Linked DNA regions of Homo sapiens: region 1 is linked to region 2. The links are chromatin contacts, found by Hi-C or POLR2A ChIA-PET in ENCODE. All regions are on one chromosome and are shown on one strand. Each heading gives the region's core, a stretch centred on a gene start or an enhancer-like site at or near the end of the contact. The rest is flanking DNA. Distances are from core to core; before and after follow the strand shown. Region 1 holds the start of KDELR3 (KDEL endoplasmic reticulum protein retention receptor 3). Region 2 holds the start of MAFF (MAF bZIP transcription factor F).

Region 1 (3,769 bases), core at 803-3,302, 270 kb before region 2:
TGTCTCAAAAAAAAAAAAAAAGAAGTGGGCGCAGTGGCCCACGCCTACAATCCCAGCACCAGCACTTTCGGAGGCCGAGGTGGGTGAATCACCTGAGGTCAGGCGTTCAAGACCAGCCTGGCCAACATGGCGAAACCCCGTCTCTACTAAAAATACAAAAATTAGCCGGGTGTGGTGGTGCGTGCCTGTAATCCCAGCTACTCAGGAGGCTGAGGCAGGAGAATCGCTTGAACCTGGGAGGTGGAGGTTGCAGTGAGCCGAGATCACACCACAGTACTTCAGCTTCAGGGACAAAGCGAAACTCTGTTAAAAAATAAAAATAAAAAATAAATAAAAGAAAGTCAGCTCCACCAGGGCTGGGCCTCTGCTGTCCGGGCTGTATTCTAGGTGCCCAGCAGTGTCTGGCAGACAGCGGCCAGGTACCAGTGTCCCCTCTTGGTCATGGTTGCTCACTCCGTGCAGGGCCTTCTGCAAAAGTGCAGGAAGAGGTTGGAGCTGATTCTCCCCTCACCAGGGCCTGCTGCTCCGGGTCCCCCACTCAGCATTCCTGGCCACCTCCCCTGAGGAAGAACCTGAACTGTCTCTGTACCTGTCTCTCCAGAGACCCCAAACCCAAATGGCCTCCAGGCCTAGAACCACTCCCTCCACACCGTACTGTTGCTCATGTCTGCACCAACCCCCACCCTGCCAGGCCTCCCCCTGCTCTGTGCCTTTTCTCTCAAAGCTTGCAAAGCAACCTGTTCAGGCCCCCTTCCAGGCCCCTTCCCGGCTCCCAAACCATGAAGGGCTCCCCAGACCCAACTCCCTGGCCTGGCAGAAAAGGCCCTTTCACATCTGGACCAGCCTCCCTCCTGGACTCATCTCCCTCCAGACCACCCCAAATCTGGCTGCCCACCCTTCCCGGGGGATGCCCGGTGCTTGGTGACCTCCATGCCTCTTCATCCCCGGAGCCCTCCACAGCACACACTTCCTGGATTGACACCTGCTCGTCCTCCGGGACCAGCACGGAGCTGCTCCTTCCACAGGGCCTTCGGGGCCCACTCTCAGCCTTCTCAGCCTCCTCAGCCCCACGAGGAGCCTGAGCTCACTCCTGCCTCTGCACACCCAGTGCCAGGCACAGGGAGGGCACCACGAGGATGCCGGTGGACAAAGATGGCTGGAGGAGGCTCTGGCAGCCTTTCGTGGCTCTGGATCTGTTGGCGACCGCGAGTCCAGCCTCCAAGCTTCTCCAAACCCCCAGCAGGGCAGCCAGAATGCAAACAGGGGACCCCTCCAGCCTTCCCCGGCTTCCGTTTAGAGGCAGCTCCATACCCGCCTGAGCCCGGCTGGTGCCCTCCTGCCACATCACAGCCACCGGTGCCACACATGCAGGCAGGGGAGGGACGAGGGCTCACTTTGGGGGGCGGGGTGGGGTCTGGGAAGGGGCAGGGAAGAGAAGACCTTGAGAATCGTGGGCCGTTCCTGAGTGCATATCTGCTTCTCCCCACAGTCGATGGTGGAAGGAACAATGGGTGTAACTGGTGGGAGGGAGGGGTTGTCACCTCCCTTATAACCCCCTCTTCCAACCAGCAGTGACACTGCCAACCTGAGGGGGCGTCTGTGCAGGAACAAACCCACCCGCCTCCCATCATCTCGAGGGGTCCTCCTCCTCTGATTTTATACAACTTTACATTGTTTTTGGAAGTGGAGCTCCGCAAAGTTTCAAGGACCCCCACGCCGGAGTCCCCACCCTGAGCAGACACCTGGAGCGCCCTGCCCTGCACGCAGGGGCATGAGGCTGGCCAGAGAGGGGGTCCCGCACCTCCCTGCCAGGCGCCCCTCACCCTTGCAGCACTTGGACCTCCAGATCTTCCCCAGCAGCAAGATCATGGCCAGGAGGTGGCTCAGGTCGCCGAGGATTCGGAACACGTTCATGGTCCAGCCAGTCAGTCGTGCGCCCGCGCCCAGCAAACTTCTAGGAAACTTTCTGGCGGGCAGGGCGGCTGCCACGTCTCCGGCCCCGGTCTCTAGGTGCCCCAGAGCCCTGCCTGCGCCTCACAGCTCCGCGATCGCACCCGCGCGCCGCCGCCCACGCACTCTTGGCCGGGCGGTGACGTGGCCAGGGCGGCCGCCGGCGCAGGGTGGGGAGCCAGGAAGCGGCGCGGCCCGGAGATCCCGCCTCCCGCCCATCCCAGCGCCCGGCTCCCGGACTGGGCGGCCCGGCGACGCGGGGGGGCTTCTGGCCTGCGCCCGGCTGCCGTGTGCGCCGGGTGCCCGCCACGACCCATGTCGCCCATGCCCCAAGTGCCCTCTGCCTTCCCTCCGCAGAAACTGGAGGCCTGCCACCAAGCCCCAATCTCTGCCTCAGTTTCCTCATCTGTACACAGGCCCCATAACACTGGTGCCAGCGCTTGGCAGGAGCCAGCACGTGGAAGTACCCTGTGGGGCGATTCCTGCTATTGTCCTCATCTTCCCGGAGCTGGAGCTCCCTCCCTGGGAGAGTGGGGTGGGGCGGGGCGAGCCGGAAGCGGAGTCCCCACCTCCGTCTGTTAATTTGGTTGTCCACCCGGTCGGGACCCGATCTTGCTGCAGGTGGACAATGGTAATGGCACACCACTCAGCAGCAGAATCAGACTGACCTCGGCTGCAGCCTGGGTCGGTGGGCCTTCCTCTCTCTTGGTCTCAATTTTCTCACCTGTAAAATCGGGTTGTTGTGGGTAGGCAGGAGGTCAAGCTGGTCAGGGAGATCCAGGGCCCTCGTTCGTGCCTTCCCTCTTCTTGGTGTTACTAGGATGTTAAACAGGGACACACAGGACAGGAGAGACCCAGGAGGGCTGAGCACCAGGAAGGGTGGGGAGTGAAGGGTCCCTGGTGGGAGGGAGTCCTCCCAGGGCTGTGTGGTCTGAGCAGGTCCACCACCCCCTCTGGATATAAGTCTCTGCGTCTGAAAGAGTGGACCAGGTGAGCTGAGGGCCCTTAGCCTCCCCTCCTTGACCTGAATAAGCCCTCCTCCCATTCAGCGCCCTCATCTCTCTCTAAATAACGGACCTCCTCCCACTCCCACCTCCTGCCACAGATAACCAGAGAGGCTTTTCCATGACAAATGTATTTAAACAGAGATGGGGTCTCACTGTGTTGCCCAGGCTAGTCTCGAACTCTTGTGCTCAGGCCATCTGCCTGCCTCAGCCTTCCAAATGCTGGGATTACAGGCATAAGCCACTATGGCCAGCCTCTTTTCTGTGATAAAAATCTGTCACTTCAGTGGTCAAGACCCTTCTATGGCTCCCTATGCCCCCTACTTTCCCTACTTTTCCTCCCAGGGAAAGGCAGTCCTTTTTTTTTTGAGACAGAGTCTCGCTCTGTGGCCCAGGCTGGGGTGCAGTGGCACAATCTCTGCTCACTGCAATCTCTGCCTCCCTGGTTCAGGCGATTCTCATGCCTCAGCCTCCCAAGTAGCTGGGATTACAGGCGCCCGCCACCACGCCAGGCTAATTTTTGTATTCTTAGTAGAGATGGGGTTTCACCATGTTGGCCAGGCTGGTCTCGAACTCCTGACCTCAGATGATTTGCCTGCCTCAGCCTCCCAAAGTGCGGGGATTACAGGCGTGAACCACCGCGCCCAGCCAAGGCAGTCCTTTGAGACCCCAAACGCAGTCCAAAGACCAGCAGCATTGCTACCGCTTGTTGGGAATGCAGAATCTCAGCCCCTCCCCAGGCATTCCCGGGTGAATCAGACTCCGATGTGCACACGAATCCCCTGGGGATCGTGTTTAACTGTAAAGTTCCAAAG
Region 2 (3,647 bases), core at 303-2,802:
GGGTGAGTGGGTGGGTGGCGGCTAGGTCAGGCCCCACCCCTCACTCATTAACCCTCCGTGCAGTCAGAGTTCTATCCCCAATGCCTACTGACCCTGCCTGGCCCAGGGTGAGGGCACTCGGGGTCTGTCGGCTGGCTCAGAGCCTCAGCTAGCTTCCGGCGTCCAGCTGTAGGTCAGTCTAGTCTCACCAGTCCCACTTGTGAACTGAAACTACCAGGAGAGCGGAAACCGGCTCCGCCCCATCCTCCACGACCTAGCAGGTACAGCCTCCAGAACCCGGACTAGCTAAAAGCCTGTGGTCCTCTCCCTGCGCCGCACCCTTGCAGTCAAGGTTTTCTGGCCCTTCCTGTTCTCATGGGACTGAGGGGATGGGCAACCCTGGGGACGAACGAGAGTCCCTTGGTTCTTCCCTCCCCAGGAAGCCCCAAAATCTGGGGACAAGAACCTGGGCTCCAACTCACTTTGTTACCAGATCCACCGGGGTGCCAAGCGGGGGTGGCTCACATCCCTCACTCCTAGCTCAGCTGGGTGGGGTCTTTGATACCTTGCCCCACCCTGTGGCTGCGGGCGCGGGCTCTGGGCGGGAGACAAACACTGGGGTCACGTGGCGGAGGCCCTGGGAAACTCCGGGGAGAGCCGGGGACGGACAGCCCCGGGTAGTAGGACTGGGGCGGCCCGGGCCAGAATTCCCAGACCCCGTGCGAAGACGCACGGGTCCGCTTCCTTCGCTCGGGTCCTTGTTCCGCGTTTACTCCGGTGGCCGGCCCAGGGCACGCCCTCTCCGAGGTACACACTGCTGGTGTACAGGCCCCAGGGAGCGCGCGCGCGGACACGCACACACAAGCACAACACACGCACACACGCCCCCGAGGTACACAGCGCACGCACGCACCGGGCAGGATACCCAGGCCGCCCGCCAGGGAACACACGCCCGCCCTCGGACGTAAACAAACCGCGCACGCACCGCCCGCGGGCGCCGGGCCAGGGCCTGTTCCCACCGAGTCACGTAGGAGCACAGCGCCCCCGCCCCCGCCGGGCGGACGCGGAGATCGCCGGCCTGCGCTGCCCCTTCCTCCCGGCGCCGCCGCCTACCCGCCCGCGCCCCGGGAAGGGGCCCCGTCTCCACCCCCACTCCCCCGAGCTGGCCTCGGCCCCGTCCTCGGCGTCCCCGGGACGGCCGCTCCCTTCTCCCCGCCCCGAGCCGTCCGGGCGATGGAGCTCCGGGAGCCCCGACGGATCGGGCCCGGGCGCCCACCCCAGGCGCATCCCGGGACGCAGAAACCCTGCCGCCTTGGGGTCCCGCGCACCGTCCTCCTGGTCCCGCGTTCCTCACCCGCTTCTGGGCCCGCTTGGTCCGGCGCGCTCACACACGCGCGTCTCGCCGCTGTCCCGGCCGCTGTCCCGATCCGCGCTCCGGTCAGTCTCCCCTCCGCTCTGAGCCGCAGGTCGCTCTGAACCGGGCGCCCGGGAGCGCTGCGCTGAGTTTTGTTGTGGGGCGGGCGGCGCAGGGGGCCGAGGCCGCGCGGAGTTGTAAGGCGAGCTTCCCGGAATTACTCACTCACAGGATTCCTTTCATTCATAAAAACCCAGTCATGCGGTGACGTCACCGACCCGGCCGCCCTCCGGCCAGGAGCGGCCGCTTGGTCCCTCGGCCCCGCCCCCGTATGACCCCGCCCCCTGGAAGCCCCGCCCCCGGGGCTGCCGCGATTCTCTGCCTGGTTCCAGGGCTCGCTGGGTGCGTTCACGTGACACCTCGCGAGAGCCCCGTGGGTGTAGGTGTCATTGGCTCATTTTACAGGTAGTGGTCCTGGCCCTCTTCTTTCGACCTAGACCTTCTGCCTTAATGATCTCATCCAGTCCCGTGGCTTTAAATGACATTTATATGGCTATGAGCCCCAGGTTTGTATTTCCGGAGCGAACAGCTTCTCTGAGTTCCAGACTCATAGCCAGCTGCCCACTCTGCGCATCCAGTGGGTGTCAGATGGGCACTGCAGAGGACTCGGCCCAAAAACCCGCTCCTGATCGTCAGCCCTACCTCTGCTCCCTTGCCACCCCATCTCAGCTGCTCAAGCCAAAACCTTGGAGCCTGGCTCCATCCCTCCCTCTCCCTTCCTCCCCACCTCAGGACTCAAGCTAGCGGTGTCTCCAGGTCTCCTGCATAGGACCATTTCTCACCACCTCCAGTCATGGCACCTGGTCTCGGCACCATCAGCTTACCCGGACAATGGCAGCAGCCTCCGAGGCTCCCTACTTTGCCTCCAAAGTCTTTCTTTCTATACCAGCCAATGTTCTTCTCAAAACAAAGCTCAGGTTGTTTACACACCTTCTTTGGCCACTCTCTCCTCATCCACTGCTCTTCGGCCACAGTGCCCTTCTTTCTGTCCCCCAAACATACCAAGCTCATTCCTGCGACAGGCCCTTGGCACTGGCTGTCTGGTCTTCTGTTCACTTGCCTGACTCTTTCTCATCTTTCACGTCAGCCCGGATGTCACTGCCTCAGAGAGACATTTCCTGACCACCCTGGTTAAAGCAGTCTTCACCTCTGAATTTTTTTTTTTTTTTCGAGACAGGGTCTCACTCTGTCACCCAGGCTGGAGTGCAGTGGCACAATCTCGGCTCACTGCAACCTCCTTCTCCTGGACTCCAGCCATTCTCCCACCTTAGCCTCCCAAGTAGCTGGGACCATAAGCACACACCACCATGCTAGGTTCATTTTTTGTATTTTTTTTTTTTTTTTTTTTTTTTTTTTTTTGTAGAGACAGGGTTTTGCCATGTTGCCCAAACTGGTCTCAAACTCCTGGACTCAGGCAATCCACCCACGCTGGCCTCCCAAAGTAATGGGATTACAGGCGCAAGCCACCGCACCCAGCCTTGAAATTTGTTCTTATATTATCTTAATACTTCTGTAGGGTGTTTCATCATTTATGTATGTGAGTGCTGGTTATTGTCTGTCTTCCCCAACCAGAATGTATGTTTTATGAAGGCAGGCCTTGCTTCTTTTTCTTTTTCTTTTTTTTTTTTTGAGACAGAGTCTCACTCTGTTGCCCAGGCTGGAGTGCAGTGGCATAATCTTGGCTCACTGCAACCTCCGCCTCCCAGGTTCAAGGAATTCAGCCCCCCAGTAGCTGGACTACAGGTGAGTCACCATGCCCAGCCAGGCTGGTTTTGAACCCCTGACCTCAGGCCACCCACCTCGGCCTCCCAAAGTGTTGGGATTGCAGACATGAGCCACTGCGCCTGGCCAGGCTTATCTTGTTCACCACTGCCTGCCCAGTGCCTGGAGTAGTGCTTGGCACATAGTAGGCCCACAGTAAATACATGTTGAAGGAATACATGACTGGAGGCTCAGAGAGGTGAAGGTGACTTTCTAAATTCACTCAGCTAGGAAGTACAAGCACTGGAATTGGTATCCAGGTCTGAATGATTCCTGGCCCAGATGTTTGGGGGTACATCGCAACCAGGGGAGGAGGGCCACATAAACATGAGGGGTGTGCGCCGTGGTGGGAAGCCCCACCCAAAAGAGATGGCTTTGGAGGCCACGTGCGGGGTGGATGTTGCTGTTCATCCCCTGCTTTCCTTTGCTCATGATGTTCCCACTGCCTGAAATTCCATCGCTCCCACAGTCCCTCCTGTGAAGCCGACATCAT

The links. A loop is a pair of places that touch in the nucleus more often than their neighbours do. ChIA-PET counts read pairs that join two places held with the same protein, here RNA polymerase II (POLR2A). Pooled maps may share reads with other maps.
Region 1: a pooled map shows a loop between it and region 2 (2.5-fold over the local background). The contact joins the promoter of KDELR3 here to the promoter of MAFF in region 2. A Hi-C loop is called at or near these places in 1 of 168 maps with a recorded cell type or tissue (chondrocyte) and 2 of 50 pooled maps. POLR2A ChIA-PET finds 5 or more read pairs at or near these places in 5 of 52 experiments (A673, GM10248, HEK293T and 2 more).

Annotation. Positions count from the first base shown.
Region 1 is chr22:38,466,379-38,470,147 of GRCh38, reverse strand. KDELR3 (KDEL endoplasmic reticulum protein retention receptor 3) reads right to left here and starts at 2,052. Exons shown (of 5, transcript NM_006855.4): 1 at 1,824-2,052. The coding sequence starts at 1,914. RefSeq lists silencers at 1,971-2,200, 2,221-2,290.
Region 2 is chr22:38,199,899-38,203,545 of GRCh38, reverse strand. It overlaps MAFF (MAF bZIP transcription factor F), which reads right to left and starts at 1,552. Exons shown (of 3, transcript NM_012323.4): 1 at 1,334-1,552. RefSeq lists silencers at 1-45, 896-1,335, 1,396-1,725.